Linked DNA regions of Mus musculus: region 2 is linked to region 1. The links are chromatin loops, found by intact Hi-C in ENCODE. Cell type or tissue: heart. All regions are shown on one strand. Links, peaks and the distances in the headings refer to the core of each region. The heading gives the core; the rest is flanking DNA.

The links. Peaks named below come from ENCODE experiments on the same cell type or tissue, not always from the same donor. Only the 100,000 strongest peaks of a DNase experiment are listed, where the experiment ranks them.
Region 2: a loop joins it to region 1, with 10 times the contacts of the local background. A loop is called at or near these places in 27 of 42 quality-filtered maps.

The regions. Positions count from the first base shown.
Region 1 is chr16:89,770,136-89,779,816 of GRCm38, forward strand. No RefSeq gene overlaps it. Among named protein-coding and RNA genes, the nearest start is that of Gm52239, 19 kb to the right of the region's middle. In heart, for the core only: CTCF peaks have their summits at 3,844 (motif pointing right) and 4,375 (motif pointing right); DNase peaks (open chromatin) are centred at 3,896 and 4,336; H3K4me3 peaks cover 1,044 bases.
Region 2 is chr16:89,826,055-89,835,735 of GRCm38, forward strand. Tiam1 (T cell lymphoma invasion and metastasis 1) reads right to left here. Exons shown (of 28, transcript NM_009384.3): 15 at 6,956-7,180. Among named protein-coding and RNA genes, the nearest start is that of Gm52239, 37 kb to the left of the region's middle. In heart, for the core only: a CTCF peak has its summit at 5,347 (motif pointing left); DNase peaks (open chromatin) are centred at 4,337 and 5,327; H3K4me3 peaks cover 932 bases; H3K27ac peaks cover 3,380 bases.

The DNA.
Region 1 (9,681 bases), core at 965-8,964:
GTCCCAGGGTCAAAACACTGTTCTTCCTCTCCGGGATGAACTTGACAATCTCTTCTACAGTCAGCTGGCCAGAGGTTTACGCCTAGAATCATTTGTTTCTATTGCACTGGTCTATATGCCGATCTGTGTGGCCATGCCACACTGTTTTGATGGCGGTAGCTTTGTAGTATGTTTTAAAATCAGGACTCATGCATTCTCTGACTTTGTTCTAGCTTGTGAGCATTCTGTTGACTGTCTGGGAGCCCCTGAAGCTCTACAGGGCTTTTGTTTTTTGTTTTTTTTTTCTTTGTGTGGCTAGCTTTATGTCAAATTGACACAAGATAGAGTCATCTGAGAGTAGGGGGAAATGCCACCATAAAATCCAGCTGTGGGGTATTTATTTAATTAGTGATTGACAGGGGTGGGCCCAGCCCATTGTGGGTGGTGCTATTCCTGATCCAGGGTTCTATAAGAAAGCAGGCTGAGCAAGCCAGTAAGCAGCATCCCTTCATGGCCTCTGCATCAGCTCCTGCCTCCAGGTTCCTGTTGTTTTGAGTCCCTGCCCTCACTTTCTTCTCCCTTCGATAGTGGACTATAACCTGGACGTATAAGCCAGATAAACCCTTTCCTCCCCAAACCACCTTGATTATGGTGTTTTATTACACAGGTAATAATATCACTTCTTGGCCTTTTGGCTAAGATCAAGTGTATTACACAGGTATTAATCCTACCTGAGACACTCTTCCATCTATTTTTCCCCTGTTTGGTCATTGTACTGGCTCGCTTTATGTCAGCCTGACACAAGCTAGAGTCTGTGAGGCAGTAGACCATGCTACTCCACTTGGTAAAGCTGAGTAGGTTCAGAAGCCTTGGCACCTCATACCAGAGGACAGTAGTTGCCTTACCTGCTCCCGCTGAGGCCCCTGTCACATGACCACGGCTTCCCATGGAGAGGAGCATCAGTCACATAGGGCCGGCAACCCAAGCCCCTCCACATGCAGATGAGTCAGCCCTGACATCTCAGACCAAGCCAATAGAAAGCATCTGCTGTCAGACCCCAACCCATCCCAAAATGTATCTAAGACCCTACCCAGAAGGAAGAAAGACGTGAGAATGACTCCATCTCAGATCATCTGAGAGCTTCTGTCATACAAGAGCTGTAGCACTTCCTGGGGAAGAGAGTTCTCTCCTGCCGGGTGGCTCCTAGCTTCTGTACCTCGCCTGCTCACCATCTTGGCAGTCAGAGCGGTGGTCACCATTCTGCTCCCTGCTCAAGTGCCAGCCAGTCAGCTGCTGTAGCAGTGTCTTGCAGCTCTAGAGTAGCCGCAGAAGATCTGACTCCCCTCTCCCCCTCAAAGACTGTAACTCCTTGAACACTCCAGTAAGGCCAGAGCCCCCAAGATCTCCAGTTACACTGGCAGAGAGGAAGGAGGCTCGATTGAGGCCTCTATAAGATCCACCTGTAAGGCATCTTCTTAATTAGTGGTTAACAAGGAGGCCCAGCCCATTGTATAGCTGAACTGGTGCTCCCAGGTTCTATAAGAAAGCAGGCTGAGCGAGCCATGGGGAGCAAGCCAGTAAGCAGCAGTCTTGCATGGCCTCTGCATCAGCTCCTGCCTCCGGGTTCCTGCTCTGTGTGAGTTCCCGTCCTGATTTCTTTAGTGGTGAACATCAATGTGGAAGTGTAAGCCAAATAAACCCTTTCCTCCTCAACTTGCTTTTTGGTCATGGTGTTTTGTCACAGCAGTAGAAACCATAACTACAACAGTAGTTTTGCTTCACTTGCCTGCCTGCTATAGGAACCCATGCGGCCCAGGCTGGCTTTAAACTCCTCCTACCTCCATCTCCCAAGTTTTTGGATTACAACTGGGCACCACCATGTCCGGCCCTCTGGACTGTTTTTGTTGTTGTTGTTGTTGTTTTGGTTTTGGGTTTTTTTCCTCTGAGGCTACTGGAGAAGCTGTTTCTCAGCACCTAAAGTGGAAAGAGCCTAGGGCCCAGGAACTGTGAGCTCTGTAAGACCTGGTGATGGTGAATTAGAGGCCAGGAAGCTTGGCTCAACACCCTACCTAATAAGTGATGAGAGGCAGGATGGTTTGGTGATGAGATTATTGCTGCCCTGGAAATGAAATTCTGTCCCAGGTACATACCCACTCACCTGCCATGTCTACTTCAGGGAGACGCCCCCACAGGAGCCCCAAACAGACTCCAATTCACAGACTCTTAATTTACAAAGTTCCAATATCACTTGCTGAAAGTGGTGCCTATGAAGTAATAACTTCATTGGCAAGATGTCATTTGTCAAAACTAGTAACACAAATATTGTTCCTCAAAATTGTCCCACAGCGAATGAATGACATTTCTAAAGTAGGTAACTTTACTAAAACTCCTGTATTTCCACTACTCCCAGAATAGGACACACACATATGAACTCACAACACACATGAACTCACAACATACAAATTCACAACACACACACAAATGAACTCACAACACACATATGAATTCACAACACACACACAAATGAACTCACAACACACATATGAGTTCACAACACACAACACAAATTTACAACATACATATACACACAAACTCACAATACCCACATTGTAGGAAGCCAACTCTAAGATGGCGCAGGTTTCTGGTGTGCCGTTGTCATAAACAACATCAGCGCAGGTGTAAACCAGAGATTGGCGCCAACCCCTCCCGAGCAGGTGCATGCTAATTAGGCATCGACAGACTGACCAATCCCAGGAGGACACGAAGCCTTTCCCTGTGCTGGGGTGCATATAAGCAGACCTCCCTGGGTTCCCGGGGTCCCCGTAGCAGCATCAAGGTGTTCCTGCAATAAAGGCTGTTGAGAAGAATCCGACCGTGTTGTGTCTTCCTTGCCGGCCGAGGTGGGCGCGACACCACATGAACTCACAGCACACACAGGAACTCACAACACACACTCACAAATGTATGCATCCGCTGGCTGAGCTCTCTTTCCCACACCACAGGCAGCATCTTTCACGTGAGGACGCCGATTCCCATGCCCCTCATCAGCATCTTTCATGTGAGGATGCCCGCTCCCATGCGGTCCATTAGCATCCACACCGTCCTCACCAGCTTGTCAGTTCTCTCTGGCGCTTGGTGCGGTCCATACCAGAGTCACAGCTTTTCTAAATGTGACAGCACCACGGTGAACTCTGGGTCAAAACTGGAGATGCAATTCCCCAGCGTCATCCAACCTCACCTCATGCGCCCCCTACTCCGTGCCCTTTCACCAAATCATCTTAAAGGATTCCTCTGCACACGCCAGTGGAGCCCACCCCTGACGGGCACCCAGCCCCGTCCTCAGCATCACCATCCTGTTCACTTACTTCACGGATGCAGCTAATTGCTCAATCTCGGGGCATAGGTCTACGTCTCCAATCCTTGGGGCGAGTGTTAGGACTGGAAATAGAGATGAGCAGACGCTACCCTGAGAGTTCCGTCGATGCGTGTGCTGTCAATCACCAGAGACTTGCTCCTCAATACTTATTTTATGTATATGGGTGCTTTGCCTGCAGATCTGTCTGTGCACCGTGTGCATGCTGTGCTTGAAGAACCCAGAATGTACCATCGTCCTCAGAACTGGAGTGACAGTCTATTGCCAACCACCAAGCCGGTGCTGGAAAACGAACCTGGGTCCTCTGGAAGAGCGTTGAGTGCTCCTAAACCCTGAGCCGTCTTCCCAGCACCTACCCTAAAGCTGAACCCTAGACAAGCCCAACTGCGCAGGTATGTGAGCCCAGACAGACGCTTCTTTAGAGTGAGAGGGAAAAAGGGAATTGCAGCCTGGATCCTTCCAAGTTCTAAATACGATGCGGCACTTCGTGGATCCATCACGAGGGGGCACCAGAGAGGCGTCCTCGCGCACAATTTGGAGGGACCTGCCTGAAGCCAACCGGGTTATGTTGGACCAAAGCAAAGGGGCAGGGGTGGGGAGAGGCAGAACACGATCCTCTCACTCCCTCCAAAATCAGGCAAATCCATGGTTCGTCCAGTTATAGCAGCAGCAGCCAACTCGTGAGGATCCCTAAAACTTCCTTACTGCATTAAAGCAAACACCAGTGCCGAGCACTTCGCTGCCAGGGTTTCAGTTAAACGATGGATTTTCGAGGGAAATTGAATCCAACTGGCACATTACAATCAACTGCATGCCTTTAAACACAGCGACGTTCCCATCTTAACCCAAAGCAAGAGGCTCCAGGACCACCTTGGGGGCGGGGGCAGATTCCCGCCAAAGTCTGATGCTTCTTGCTCTGTTGGCTCTCTCAGCACTGGACCCTCGCTGCCTAATTGCTAAGCTAGCTTCAGTTCTTCACCGGCAGAGAAATCTAGGACTATCCTACAGATCTCCACCAGGGGGCAGGCAGGGTTCACGTAGTTGTTTGGGAGAAAGGCTTCCCACGCAGCATGCTGTTATCCATCCTACACGGATAAACCCGTAAAAGAAACACTAACTTAGCCTTCTTAGAGACTAGAAATTCCCTTTGTTGTTTGAAAGAAGCCGGGTTCGCATATAACAGGCAGGTCCTGTTATAGCCAATGGAAGCACGTTCTGGTTTGATATGCGCATTTGCTGAGCGGTATTGTATCTCTGGGTGGTCTTCCTCCATCACTGCCGGCAAAAGCCTCCATTTCTTTGTGTGTGTGTGTTTTGGTTTGGTTTTGGTTTTTCGAAACAGGGTTTCTCTGTATAGCTCTGGCTGGCCTGGAACTCACTTTGTAGACCAGGCTGGCCTCGAACTCAGAAATCCACCTGCCTCTGCTTCCCGAGTGCTGGGATTAAAGGCGTGTGCCACCATGCCCGGCTAAGCTTCCATTTCTTACGAGCCCTTTTTCTCTCCTCTCATTTGAAGATAGGGGTATTGGGCACATGCATCGACTGGATAGTTGAAGAGAGATGAATGAAAGATGAGAACAAGGAGTTTTGAAATGCATGATATGGATGCCAGAGAGAGAGAGGGAGAGAGAGCGAGAGAGAGGAAGAGAGAGAGAGGGAGAGAGAGAGAGAGGGCTCCTTTGCGTTGTCAATATCAAAATGGTCAAATGTATTGGAACCCACTTCTTCAGCAAATGCTTAGGGACTTTATTGTGAAGAACACTCAAGAAAACTATTTATAAACACTAGGAAATATGTCTCAAGGGGATGTTTTATGGCTACAGGGTAATTTGAATCTGCTGAAGAAGGATGCCTTTTTGGGTACATTCTGAAGAATGCTAAAGAATAACTAAGCAGGGTTCCCATTGTTTTAATTATTACCAATTTTTATTTAACACAAGCAAAGAGTTATTAGTTACAAATTTAGGGAGTAAAATCAGAAAACATGGTAGATGTGGTGACTCGAACATACATAATTCTGGAAGTTGAGAAGCTGGGACAGGAGGATTGCCATGAGTTCAAGGTTAACCTGGGCTTCTACGTGAGACCTCATCCTGATAGATAGAGATAGATAGATAGATAGATAGATAGATGATAGATAGATGATAGATAGATAGATAGATAGATAGATAGATAGATAGATAGATACAGAAATACAATGTGGAATTAATCAGGGAAATAACAGAATTTCTGGGAATCTATATCCTTAAAATCCTTATTCCTCCCATCTCTTTTCTAGGCTAGAAAAGGATTTTTTTTTCTTCTAGTCCACTTTAAATTCTATGCCTGGGGCTTTTGATAAATTAAACTAACAAGACAGCTTGACAAGAGTTATATATAGACATGTGTAAGTTTTTCGTGGCAGAGGAGTGTTTGTAAGGAAACAGAGACCTCAAGAAATGGCTCAGCCTGGGTGGAGAATGGAAGCCAAGGGGAAGTGTGATGAGACAGATGGGTACGAGCTAAGGCTAGCCCCCCGAGAGCATCTTGGCGATGCCCATTTCTTCAGATTCCCCTTGGCATCCCTTCCTCTTAGGGGCCTGGCTGCTTGCCTGTCAGGTATGGTGGGCTGTGCCTATAATCACAACACTCCAGAGACTGAGGCAGGGAAAACTACCATGAGTCTGAGGCCAGTCTGGGTTACCAAGGACGAGCTTGTCTCAAAAACAAACAAACACAAACTGTTCCTCTCGCCTCTGCTCTCCATCTTCTTGTGCAGGGAGAGAGCCTTTCCTGTGAGCATCTTCCGACCTGCTTCAAAGGAAAAGGGGGGAAACAAGGAGCTTTTCCTGCACCTGTTTCCAGACCCTTCCGCTTAAGATACTCAGTGTGACAAGGCATCATATTTGGGGGTAGCATGGCCTGAAACCCACTGCCTCCTCAGGAAACACTGAGAGAAGGGGGTAGGACAGTGTGTGTGAGCAGGAGCGCCCTCTGGGGTGGGTACACAAGGGTCGTTTCATGTACTTATTTCTGCCGCCTATAGAAATCTTGACTCAGGAGCTGTGTTTATCCACAGTCACTATCTTGACTCATATTCTATAATAGATACTCAGTAAATGTTGCTAAGGTGCTAGCTTTTAAATTACTGGGGGGGGAAATACATTTCATAACCTTCAGCTCCATTCCACGGTGGGAAAGAATTGGATTTTCCATCGGTCGTTGATAGGGAACTAGTATCCACAGCTCTCCTTCCAGACTGGAATGTCCCGGAAGGTTTTAAGCACGGAGATACTCTGACAAAACATCTATACACCGTGGTTCTCCATTGTGCAGTTACCAGCAGCAGAAATGCTGAGGACATACCCACATGAAGCCGGGTATGGATGCATGCCTACAGTCCCAGCCCTTAGCAATGCAAGGGGGTGGATGCAAGTTCAAGGCCAGTCATGGGTAGAAAGACCTGACCCATCCCAAAATGCACAATGCATAAGCACACAGTCCCGTGCATGTGGTTGAGTTTCTATTAAACAATAAAACAGAATAGAAGATGATGGAATTAAAAATGATACGGTGAGATCTCAATTTTGGACACATCTATATTCTGCTTTGATACCTGCACAGATCTGGCTTGGCCTGACAAATGCCCTGTGCCTGGCACCCATGGAAAGAGCCCTGGTGTACACCTGAAAATTTCAAACTCTTCAGCTACACTAAGGGGACCCCAGATTCTTCTCTACCCCGGTTCCTAACTTTCTATCCTGGCCACAGGCAGGACCATTTCATTGAGCTCTGGAGGAAGCGCTTCCCCATGGTTTTTCTGCTTGGCCCAAGTTCACCTCTTAACCTTGCAGAGTTTCTCTGGCTCCTCTCAGACATTTCTCTGCTGACCTTGCCCAGGCTTCGGTCTCACAAGGTCCTCATTCAGTCACACACAAAGGCAAGCATTCTTAGTCATCAGCTCTGGTTTGGATGCCACCACCCCCCACCCCCACACACACCCAAAATTCATGTTGACACGTCCCCTTGCCCTCATGAATACACTAGTGCTACAAAAGTGGTGGAGGGAACCAGCAGGGGCTTGTGTGCTCTTCCATCCCCCTGCCAAGAGAGGACATGATGTTCACACTGTTGTATGGTTTGAATAAGAAACACCCACAAACACATCTGTGAGACATTTGGTCCTCCAGCTGGTGGTGCTAAGTTTGGAGGCAGTAGAAACTTTAGGAGGCAAGGCCTCCCTGGAGGAAGTAGGTCATAGGTGGATATGACAGTGATGCGCCTTTGTAAGTCATGCCTGGGTCCCATGGCTTCACCTCTTTCTGCTTTCCACCTACCATGAGGTGACAGTGTCTTCTTTCACTGACCATGAAGTTCTGCTCCACCAAGCACTGTGGACAAAAATCTGAGAATGCAGGAAACAAATCAAGTCACTCCTCCTCCTAGGCTGTTTCTATTGGGTATTCTGTTGGAGCAAGAGGAAAGTATCTAATATCCACCTAGTCCACCATGTATGGAGACAGCTGGAAGACCACAGCCCGTGATGGCCAGCATCTTGATCTTGGAGTTCTCCACCTCTAGAACTACGGTAAATTATCTTCTCCAGTACTTTGTTTCAGCAGTGTAAGTGGACTAAGACACCTGTGCAGTTTGGGTGTGAAATGGCTCCTGTGTTCACTGCCCTGATCTGCAGGGTGCGGCTACTGGGAGGTGCTGAGGACGTTTAGAACCTAAGGGTCACTACAAAGTCCTTAGGTCCTTGAGGACATGTCCTCTAAAGGGATTCAGGGACACTATTCATCCTTTCTCTGGCTCCTGCCTCTGAATGTGGAGTGTTTGCTCCTGAAGTGGTTTAATATGCTTGGCCCTTGGGAAGTGGCACTATTAGGAGGTGTGGCCTTGTTAGAATAGGTGTGGCCTTGTTGGAGGAAGTGTGTCACTGTGTAGGCAGGCTTTAAGGTTTTCTAGTACTCAAGCTCTGCCCAGTGTGGAGAGAGAGTCTCCTCCGGGCTGCCTTCAGATCAAGATGTAGAACTCTCTCAGCTTCTTCTCCAGCTCCATGTCTACCTGGAAGCTGCCATGCTTCCTGCCATGATGATAATGGGCTGAACCTCAGAAACTGTAAGGCAACCCCAATTAAATGTTTGCCTTTGTAAGAGTTGCCTTGGCCATTGTGTCTCTTCACAGCAATAAAACACTGAGACAGTTCCTAAATGTGCTTCTGCTATGATTTGCCAGGGGCCCAAACACGTGGGGCCAGCTGGTCTTGACCCCTCCAGAGCCTGTGAGTGTGTCTCTTTATATTGTGTGTCAATTGCCGCAACTTGTGTCAACTTGACACAGACTGGAGTTATCACAGAGAAAGGAGCTTCAGTTGGGGAAATGCCTCCATGAGATCCAGCTGTGGAGCATTTTCTCAATTAGTGATCAAGGGGGAGGTCCCCTTGTGGGTGGTGCAGTCTCTGGGCTGTTAGTCCTGGGTTCTATAAGAAAGTAAATGGAGCAAGCTAGGGGAAGCAAGCCAGTAAGAAACATCCCTCCATGGCCTCTGCATCAGCTCCTGCTTCCTGACCTGCTTGAGTTCCAGTCCTGACATCCTTTGGTGATGAACAGCAATGTGGAAGTGTAAGCTGAATAAACCCTTTCCTCCACAACTTGCATCATGCATGATGTTTGTGCAGGAGTAGAAACCCTGACTAAGACAGAAAGTCAACGAATAGTGGCAGCCTGTTATTTCACTATCACCTAAGCCTTGGACGACAAGGACTCTCTTGAGAATCGAAACAGAAGGATCCATACCTGAGCCCACGCAAAGAATCTGCTCAGTGAAGTGGGTATTGGCTGAAGGAGTGGCTCTTAGCCTTCCTAGAGCTTGACACTTAAATACACTTCCTCGTGTAGTGCTGACCCCAGCCATGAACTTATCTTGTCGCTATTTCATAACTGTAATTTTGCTACTGTCATGGATATTAATATAAATATCTGATATGCATGCTATCTGGTATGTGGCCCCCAAAGGAATTGAGACCCGCAGGTTGAGAACTGCTACGTGCAATGAATGCACTGTCCTAGGCAAGCAGCAAAGCCTATTCCAATTAGTGACTTTATATGCATATATATACATATATATATATATATATATATATGTATATATATGCATATATTCCTTAAGTTGTCCGCAGGTAGAGCCTCCTGGCCTGTCACTGAGGATACTCATAGCTCTGAACGAGGTTTTCAAGGAAGGTCATGAGCAGGAGACCAGGAGAGTCTTATCAAGTTCAGATGCCGTCAAGATGTGTGTGGGAGGAACTGGATACTGATGAATTAATGCAACCCTGCTGTCTACCTGG
Region 2 (9,681 bases), core at 875-8,874, 56 kb after region 1:
AAGACTGAGGTACTTTCCCTGCCAGAGGAAACCCAAGATAAACATACAGTAAGATAACACAGGCATAGAACAGACTGCTCAGAAGAGCCCCTGCCCCTCGGTGGAAGTATAGCACTGAGCAGACGCCCCAGGGCAGTCAGGAAAGGAACAAACGTCTGACAAATTCGGGGAGTGCCTTGACGGCCCATGTTGGAAGGAAAAAATAAAGGAAAGAAAACACTGGCTTCTACTCACCCCATTCCCAGAAAACCAGCACAGGGTGGACACAAACAGAAATGTCAAGCATTTAAGCTTTAAGTCTCTCGGCAGAAAATATATGTGGCAAATACAACTAGCAAGAGAGAAGGCAAGGGCATACAATACAGGTCTGGGGCTTGTAAAAGTCACGAGCTCAGTCCCTCTTACCCTACTTGGAGCCCAGCACTGGGCTGGGTCAAGGCTTGCTTTGACCAGTGGAAATAGTCTAAGTGAAAATCCACACATTTCTAGCCAGGGCCCAAGTGGTTGCACAGCTCCCCGTTCTTGCCCACCGTGCAAAGAAACTTCAAACCACGGTCTGGGGGACGAAGGGCTTCACGGAGAGGAGGGCCCTACTGGAGACCCAGTGTATATGGGGCTCGTGTAACAGAGACCCAGTTACACGCAGACAAGAGCAGGGTCAATCACGCAGCCTCAGACCAGTCCCAGACCAGCTGCGTGAGCCGCTGCAGAGGAACACAGCAGTCTCCAGCCCCCTGAGGCTGGCCTACACTGCCAGGTTACAGAGGACCAAGGCTGTCTTGCAGTGAGACACTCTGCAACAATAACCACTAAACCAATCAGGGCTGTGTGCTGATGACCAAAGAAACAGGACAGAGGAAGTGACAATGGCCAGCTTCAGGAATGCTGAGGGGAAGGCATAGGATGGCAGTCCAAACAGAAAGGAGACATCATCTTCCCATATTCAAATCCTCCTCTGGAGACCCTCGGCTTAGTGGGACCTATGGGTCATGATAAATGTGTAAGTATCATGTACACACATACACAAGTACATAAAATAGAAATGTAATGAAAGGATTACAGAAAAAGTCATAAAGACTGCGAATTTGGGCATGACTGATCTCATGACCTTGTAGAGAAAGTAAACCATAAAGGACATTAATGATTTCTAAAATTATTATTTTATGTGCACCGGTGTTTCGCCTGTATGTATTGATGTGTGCACCCCTGACGTCAAGAGAGGCTGGAAGAGGGTATCCGATCTCTTAGAACTGGAAGAGACAGTTCTCTTACAGACAGTTGTAAGCCACCATGTGGGTGCTGGGGATTAAACCTGGGTTTTCTGCAAGATAAACAACCATTCTTAACTGCTTAGCCATCTCTTCAACTCCAACACTAAGGACTTTTAAAAACATAAAATGAAGGCGCCTCCCTCTCCCCCCAGTCTGCAAAATTAATTCCCATACAGACACTCAATCTGACAGATGCCATCGACCAACTCTCGCTGCAAATCAAGACAAGGCGTTTACATCCTCCATACCCCGGCAGGACCCACAGAGACAGGCCATGCGCTAAGCGACAGAAAGCAAGGGTGCCAACAGCTTACAAGGCACACATGGCTGCAAACTTTATCGCCAAACAAACAGGGACCGTGTGCGTGTGGCCGCGTATCAGGGGATCTACTGAACTGGACCAGATTTGTTTGCAGGAAGACAGAGCTAAGCACTTGCTCTTTTGTGGTGCCTCTCCCTGCTCCCTCTGAAATCTCCATGGAACAGCAGAACAAAACAGAGCCTTCCATCTGTGTATAGCACAGAAAGCCACTGACTGGCCAGGCAGATCTGGCGCTGTCCATGCCTGGTGCAAACAATTCCTCCTTTGAACCCGAGTGCCTTAGTCTTACAGGGCCTTGCCTGTGCCCCAGATGCCAGGGAATCTACTTCCTGCAGGAGGTGCATCTGCGCTCGCTGTGGCCCACAGCTTCCTCTTAGCAGCAGACAGATGTGCAAAAAGCTTACTGAAGGGTCTCGGGCTCTCCAATCTGGGCCTGGTCTGAATGGGCTCTAAGGTGCCACTGGCGGATGTCAGTCACCCAGGCTCAGCTCTCTCTAGCCACTTATCGAATAAGCAGCAGTGAATGTCCTGCTAGAGAGCCTGCTGTCTTTACTACAGAAGCGCAGGCTCCTCACTGGGATAGTGCAAGGTGCCTGCTTCACCTCAGTCAGTCAAGGAGTCGTCTAGGGAGGCTGCATCAGAGAGGCATGGCCACCGAAATGAATGCCAGCTCTAATAACACAACTTAAGAGCGACAGACTTTTGAAAGAGTGTGTATGTGTATATGTGTGTGTGTATGTGTGTGTGTCTAAGAAGGTCTTGCTACATAGTCTTGGCTGGTCTAGTTACTACATTACTTAAGACTGTCACCCAAGTGATGGCATGACAGGCTTCTATCACCATTCCTGGCCCTAAACATATGCTTAAAACTTCTGAAAGGAGACCCCCAAATGCTAATGATAATCCTTACAATTTGCATAGAAGTTGATTTTCTGCATAATTACTATGGCAAGTAGCCTTGTTCTGTTGATAAATTTCTTAATCTCTATCCTATGCCGCAATAGTTACTCATTTTGAAGAAGCCACCATCAAAAATAAGCTCTCCTCTCGTTCCTTAGCACACACGACAGAAAAGGGATGTGGCAGTCGAGCATATTAATAACACAATAGATGCGTGTTTAAGATGCTTCTAAGAAACTTAGGCTCTGTACCCCTCCTCCCACACTGATGCTGAGATGCACAGCTGAACGAGGCACACGTGTGCCTTTTAACACACCTTGCCCATGATGCTCGACTGGGGCAGAGTTTTCAGGGGAAGGGGGCAGAGGCAGTCTCTGAGGGCATTTTGCTTGGGATTGGGCAGGCCACTACTGTCTTACAAAGCTTGTAGGGATATATAGAACTTCACACCAAAGAATTACCTGAGCCAAAATATTAAGATGCATACCACAAGGAATCCCGTAAGAACTGAATAGCGGCTTCTTGGAAACTCTATCCAAGCATCCCTTTCCGGTTCTCATAGCTGCCTCCCCTTCACAACACAGATCCTCCCAGAATCACACGCACTGAGGGACCTACCCTTGTGTTCTGTCCCGGCTCCCTTCCTGGTGTGTTCATAAACATGTGCTTGGGAAAGAAGAATGAAGGGAGGAACAGGGGGACTTCGGTCAGAACTATGGACCACAAATGACCACAGACTGGAACTAGGGCTTAGAATACGCTGGAGTGCAGACCTGGGCTTTCAAGGCAATGGGAAGACAAAGTAAGGAGAAAATGTACACCGTGGTCAGTTAACAGATTTCCAACATAAAAAATGTCAATGACGTGGATCCTGAAATGGTATCAGGCTCTGCTTGTCACTAGAACCCAGGACAGAAAAACGAGTCTACGAACAGGGAGAGTTGGTTGGTGGGCTATGGGGATCCAACTCTAGATACGTATGGGAATCACTCACACAAGAGACTGAGGGACTCAGAGCTGTGCAAAGGGCTCCCGGGGGCCTCTGTGCTCAGGAACACAGAACTCCTCGCCACCCAGAAACTGTAAGCACGGGGACATTCACAAAGCCACTTGCTGCTGGTGGAACTGGAAGAGCAGGCAGGGAGGAGCAGGGACTGGTTATCAGTCAGACAGTTCCCGTGGGCTCGGTGACAGCGGTTGGCTTAGGATGGAAACGGTTTCTAGTATACTCACCATTAGTGCAAACATTTTGTTGACTCGTTCGTTTAACCATCGCACAGACCTAGCAAGATGGCAGTGTCCTCTTGTCTCCACTTTGTAACGAGGACACGGTGCACAGAGTGCTGAATCGGGACCCATAGGGCCAACGGGCTAACATCAAAATGAACACAGTTCCCAAGAACCTGATCCAAGGCCTATTTTTAACCATCAGTCCGATGTTCCTACCTACAGGGTTCAAGCTCCTATATGAGAAAAAGGTTCAAAAATAACCATGGCTTGAAAGAGAATCACAACCTTCAGTCACGGCTCTCGGGGGAGGCCTAGTCAAGCCTGCATGCAAGGCAGTCAGTCAGTATCGGGGCTCACGTGGGCCTCAGAGTCCCTGGGGTGTTCTTGCTCCCTACTTGGGTCTCGTGTCTGGGTCACCAAATATTCAGTATGACCGTCTTAAAGACACCTCAGCAATAAACCCCAGACGTGTTACTCCGGATGGCTCTTATTTTTAGTTACTTCTAAATTTAGCCCAAGGCTGGAGTCCAGCCTACCCATTGTCCGACCCCGCTCTGTGCTCAGTGCGGTCATCTGCTGTGTGTGTGTTATCTCTGCCTTGCTGTGGGGCAGGCTGGCTGGATATCACATCCTGTTTCCTCGATTTCCTTATCATCTTCCTCTGTTAAGTGAGGATCAGGAAGCGGAAGCACTCAGAAGGCGGAGCCCCAAGTCACAGCCGTTGGTTAGGAAAAACAAAGGAGAGGATACGTCTCACAAAGGAGAGGATACGTCTCCTCGAGAAGACGCCAAAGTTGAAGCTCTGCTGCTCTGGACCAGGCTCAGTTCAGTAGGTTCGGCACGGAGCCTCCACAGGTGCCTGGTCTATGGGGGGTTACAGGAAAGCCAGTGCCGTGTTCAAGGCTCCATCAAAGGCAAGGAGATTAGTATATACACAGAATACGCCCAGATTCTTCTAAAACAGACTCACACAGGCAAGAACGCCTCTCACTAAAAACAATTGCGTCTCGTTTACTGTATCTCAGTATTCAACAGGCTGAGGCAGAAGGTTTCCAAATAGGGGAGGAGGCTAACTAGGATACTTAGTGATTATTGGCTAATGTGGGCTACACAGTTTCAAAAGTAAACAACCCCTCAGAGACACTCCTGGAAATAATCTGTACATATATAAATGGTCTTTTCAGTAGGGAATAGACATCAACAGTAAATAAGGGAGCCATTTGTGTGAGAGTCGGAGTTAAACAAAGACGTACAGCTCTATCTCTAAGGAGCCAGAGCGTGGTCCTCTCTGGCTTTGCAGACCTGGAGTCCCCATCACCATTCAATCTGCTGCTGCGATGGGGAGAGAATCCAAGCCAAGACGTGAACAGGGGGATCCGAGTTTCTTAAAATCAGGCGGGGTGACCCGATTTCTGTGTGTGGATTACAATATTGCAGTTATGAATTTGTATCTATACACAACAGAAATGACACTGATAGCCCGTTCAAACACGGCCACACAGGCTTACCTTGTGTGCCTGCTCACGAAATCCTTAAACAATCGAATCGCACTTCAAGTGGTTCATTTGCTCTCAGAATAGAGGCAGCGGGTTGTTTCCCTAACCCTGATTACAAGTGCCACCTTGTGGCCATCTGAGAGGACGGACTGCCTCCATGTTTTTTTTTTTTCCCCCTTGGTTTTTCAAGACAGGGTTTCTCTGTATAGCCCTGGCTGTCCTGGAACTCACTCTGTAGACCAGGCTGGCCTTGAACTAAGAAATCCGCCTGCCTCTGCCTCCCAAGTGCTGGGATTAAAGGCATGCATCACCACGCCCGGCTTGGCCTCCATGGTTTTAATTCCCTTTCCTTGGCATTCACCAAGCTTTTGAAGTGTGAGGGCCACTATAAGAGGGCAGTCCTAGAGGTCAGCGGTAACTAAGCACAATCAATCGAGTTTCTGAATCTTCAAATTATCAAACTCTTCCAAGAGCCACTAAACAAAACTGTGAGTGATCACAGGGCTTCTTGCTTAAACAGCAAAGCTGCAGAATATAACCTGACAATGGCAATGAATGACACCCAAGGCAGACACTGACACCAGAGACCCACCACCACTGCCGCCCTGCTCACATGAGACACCCCCACTGCCTCACGCTTCTGAAAACAGGGGGAGGAAGATAATTCTGAAACCAAGACTAGCAAGTCAACCCAGATCCTAGCACAGACCACACAGCCCCTCGGCCCACTCACTCGCTCCCGTCACCTGTATGGGAAGCTACGTCCAAAGAAGTGGAAGGCAAGGATGAAGAAAAGACACCCGTTCTCAGAAAACAGACACACAAGTCGGAGAGACAGACAGACAGACAGACACACACACACACACAGAGAGGCAAGGAAGGCAAGGATCACATGAGCCGAGCCAGGCATGGAGACATTGTCCTCTCACCCAGCACTGAGAAAGCTGAGGCAGGGAAATCTCAGGTTCGAGACCAACCTAGGCTATTCAAGGGGTTCCAAGCCAGACCAGGCTACAAAGTGAGAGCCTGTCAGAACAACTTAGAATCCAACCCAGCAAAACAAATAGCATACTACAGCTGCTGCCCACAGACACGCACGGCGGGTCATAGAGCTGGCGTTATAGGTGGGCACTAACTTCTGTGGGGATCCCAGGAAGGCTACGAAGGCACCCAACTGCTTCCATCAGAATGAACACCAGAAGGCGCAGGGAAGAAACTCGGGAGGGGTAGTGGATGGGTCAGGGTGGGCAGGGTTTCCCACTGACCCAGTTCATGTTCAGGGAGCCAAGTTAACCAAATGCCTGCTGGACAAGTTTCCTCACAAAGCATCCAACTTCTCTCACCGAGGAAAAGGAGCAAGGCGGGGCAGACTCCGGGGAGCGAGACGGAGAAGGCTAAAGTACGATTCAGCATGCCAGGATCTGATGCGATCCCATCTCTGTCCACAACCATGAAATGGTGGCCAACACTCACCTCTCTCCAAGATGACAATGAGCGAGAGAGCAGAAGAAACAAAGTTTTTCTGAGTGGGACCAGCAGACCTGTAGCAAAACAGTCATTCCACAACAAAAAATACCTTCTCTCTCCCTTTGAAGTGCCAACAGGAAGCACAGAGCCAGCTACCAGCTTCACTCACTAGGACCTTCCCGGGTTTGCAGGAACGAGCCCTGAAGTGGGCAGACTGCGGTACCTCCCCAGGCATGGATGGGTGAAGCGCAGCCCTGGGCACAGCATACCTGGGTTGCTGGTGAGGAAGGCGAGGGGGCTCTCGCCAAGGTCCACAGGGCCGTCCACTCGGTGCGGAGGGTTCTCCAGCAGCTCCACGCCTCCCTCTGGCTCAGGGTAGGTCCTCACCAGGAGGCCCAGGGAGGGCTGTGAGAGGAAATCTTTGAGCATAGATGAGTTCAGGGTACCAGCAGCACGATTATTGATCTCGAGAATCTCATCCCCCGCCTTCAGGCCTGCCAACGCATGATGGGAAAGTTTTAATGTCACACAGAGCAGAGCATAACAACTTAGAAGTTCTGTCAGGAGGGGCCTGCCCGGCTCCTCTCCTGCTAGGAGTCTCACAGCCCCAGGGCTGCTGGGAGCAGGCTGCAGTGCTCACACAGTTTTGAGGAGACTCTAGAGCCCTGGTTCTCAGCCTTCCTAATGCTCTGAGTCCTTAATACAGCTCCCCATGTTGTGCTGACCCCTACCATAAAATTATCACCTTGCTATTTATAAATGTAACTTTGCTATTGCTGTGAATCCTAACGGGTGACTCTGATGAGCCGGATACCTGCTGTGCAGCCCCCAGGGTTGAGAAGCACTGCTTCAGACCTCCTCTTCTGACCCCAGAGAATCACCTCAACAATCGCTACTGCTTCAACATGTTCTAAGCCTCGGCCCATTTTCCTTTTTAAATGCCAATTCTGGTTGACTCTCCAAGACGCTGGTCTCTGGGAACACCGGCAACAGCGTACTGTACACACGCGTGTCTCTTGATCATTTTTACGGAACTAAAATGCAGGAAGTTGCTCCTTTCTATCACTAGAAGTTAGGCTGCTGTTTTTGTCTCCACCACCACCCCCAAATTCGTACAGAGATGACAATTTACAGAATTCAATGCAGTTGTTATCACTCCCCCTGCCTATGACCCCAGGATTCGGGAAAAGTGCAGCTTTAACCTCTAGCCCTAAACAACTCACTTTTGAGTTAAAATATAGAGCAGTATAATATTTAAACAGAAAATAAAAAAAAAACAAAACAATATATGCAGTGTTGGTGTTTGGTTTCGGTGCATACATGTGTGCACATGTGCATGTGCAGTGTGTGCGTGCCATTTTCCCTAGAGGGAAGATCTTTGCTGTTGGGACCAGGAGACGTTGGAGTCTGTCTGTTGGGCCCTAGGCCCAACAGCGTTACAGCCACAAACCCACAAAAGGATGGGACCTTTAGAAACTGGATGAGACCAGAGAGGTTTCTCTCCAAAAGAACCCTGGGCAAGGGGGGGGAGGGGGGAAGCAAGATTATCAACTGCTGCTGCTATAAGCCACCCAGCTTCCAGTAGTTTGTTATGGCAACACGGGGAAGACGACACAGATGAGTTCTTCTCGGGATGGGCAATAAGAAGAGAGGGGCCGTCAGCAGTACTGTGCTACCAGCGCCTCACCGAGTCCTGTCTGTCACAGCTGCGACATGGCCCGGCTTTGTGACCCTTGGCCATTACTGAGTCAGCCCCAGCCTCAGCCTCTCATGCAAGAAATGGTGTGTGTGTGTGTGTGTGTGTGTGTGAGAGAGAGAGAGAGAGAGAGAGAGAGAGAGAGAGAGAGAGAGAGAGAGAGAGAGAAAATGAAGCTAACCGTGTGGCTAGACACTGAATGGACATGGAGCAGCCTGAGAATACTCAACAGACATCGGCTCTCCATATTGTTATTCATCCTCAACTGACCCTGGAAATAAGAACGGACTCTGAAAACTGTATCTAGGGGAGCTGGAGAGATGGCTCAGAGGTCAAGAGCACTGACTGTTCTTCCAGAGGTCCTGAGTTCAATTCCCAGCAACCACATGGTGGCTCATAATTATCTATAAGACCTGGTGCCCTCTTCTGGCATGCAGGCATATATGCAGGCAAAATGCTGTACACATAATAAATAATAAACAATCAAATAAAATTTTTTTAAAGAAAGCTATATGTAGCATCCAAACTGTTTAGAGTAAGATGACATATGTCTCTCTCATCCAGGCTATGTCCTGTGAGGCCATCGTGAAAATACATATCATGGATAAATGATAAATGGCTCTTTTGTGATCCCCAATCGAGAATGACCATCCAAAACAAACAGGACCCTAATGAGGGTGTGTGTGTGAAGGGTCAAAAGGCACACAAAGGCACAAGGGGCCTGCTAGTTCTGCTAGAGCGGCCAACGTGAGACCCAACTACAAGTGGCCTGCGTGTGAAGAGCAACGGGCAGGAGTGGGAACAAGAGACCCAGATGCAGTGCTTTAGAGCCAGAGCCCAGTGTGGCAGGCTGACCAAGGTAATGAAGGGGTGTGTGTTCATGCGACAGATGTCCAGGTCCACATAGGCAGCGTTCCCCCGGTCTCTCTTCTCAACCACAAATTCTGGCCATTTTAACCAGGATGCAGGCACCAAGGCCGTGTTCCAAAAGCCAGTCAGAGTTCCGTTCTGCACGCTAACAGGTGGTCAAAGAACTTGGACTTGATGGGTGTGGAGAAGCAGCTATCTCACAGATTACAGGCACCAAAGGCTGGCTGAACAACAGACCCAAGCCAAACTGGAGGAGCAGAGAATCTGGGGAAGAGAATCTGGGGAAGGGCTTTGGTTGTTCTCAGATACACAAATGGGATGTGTGGCCCGCAGCGAGCCCTGGAGGGGGTGTGCTGGGATGTATGATTTCATTAACTGCTGGATCTAGTGCCCTGAGTGCCTCATCCTGGCACTGCCCGCCATGTGTAG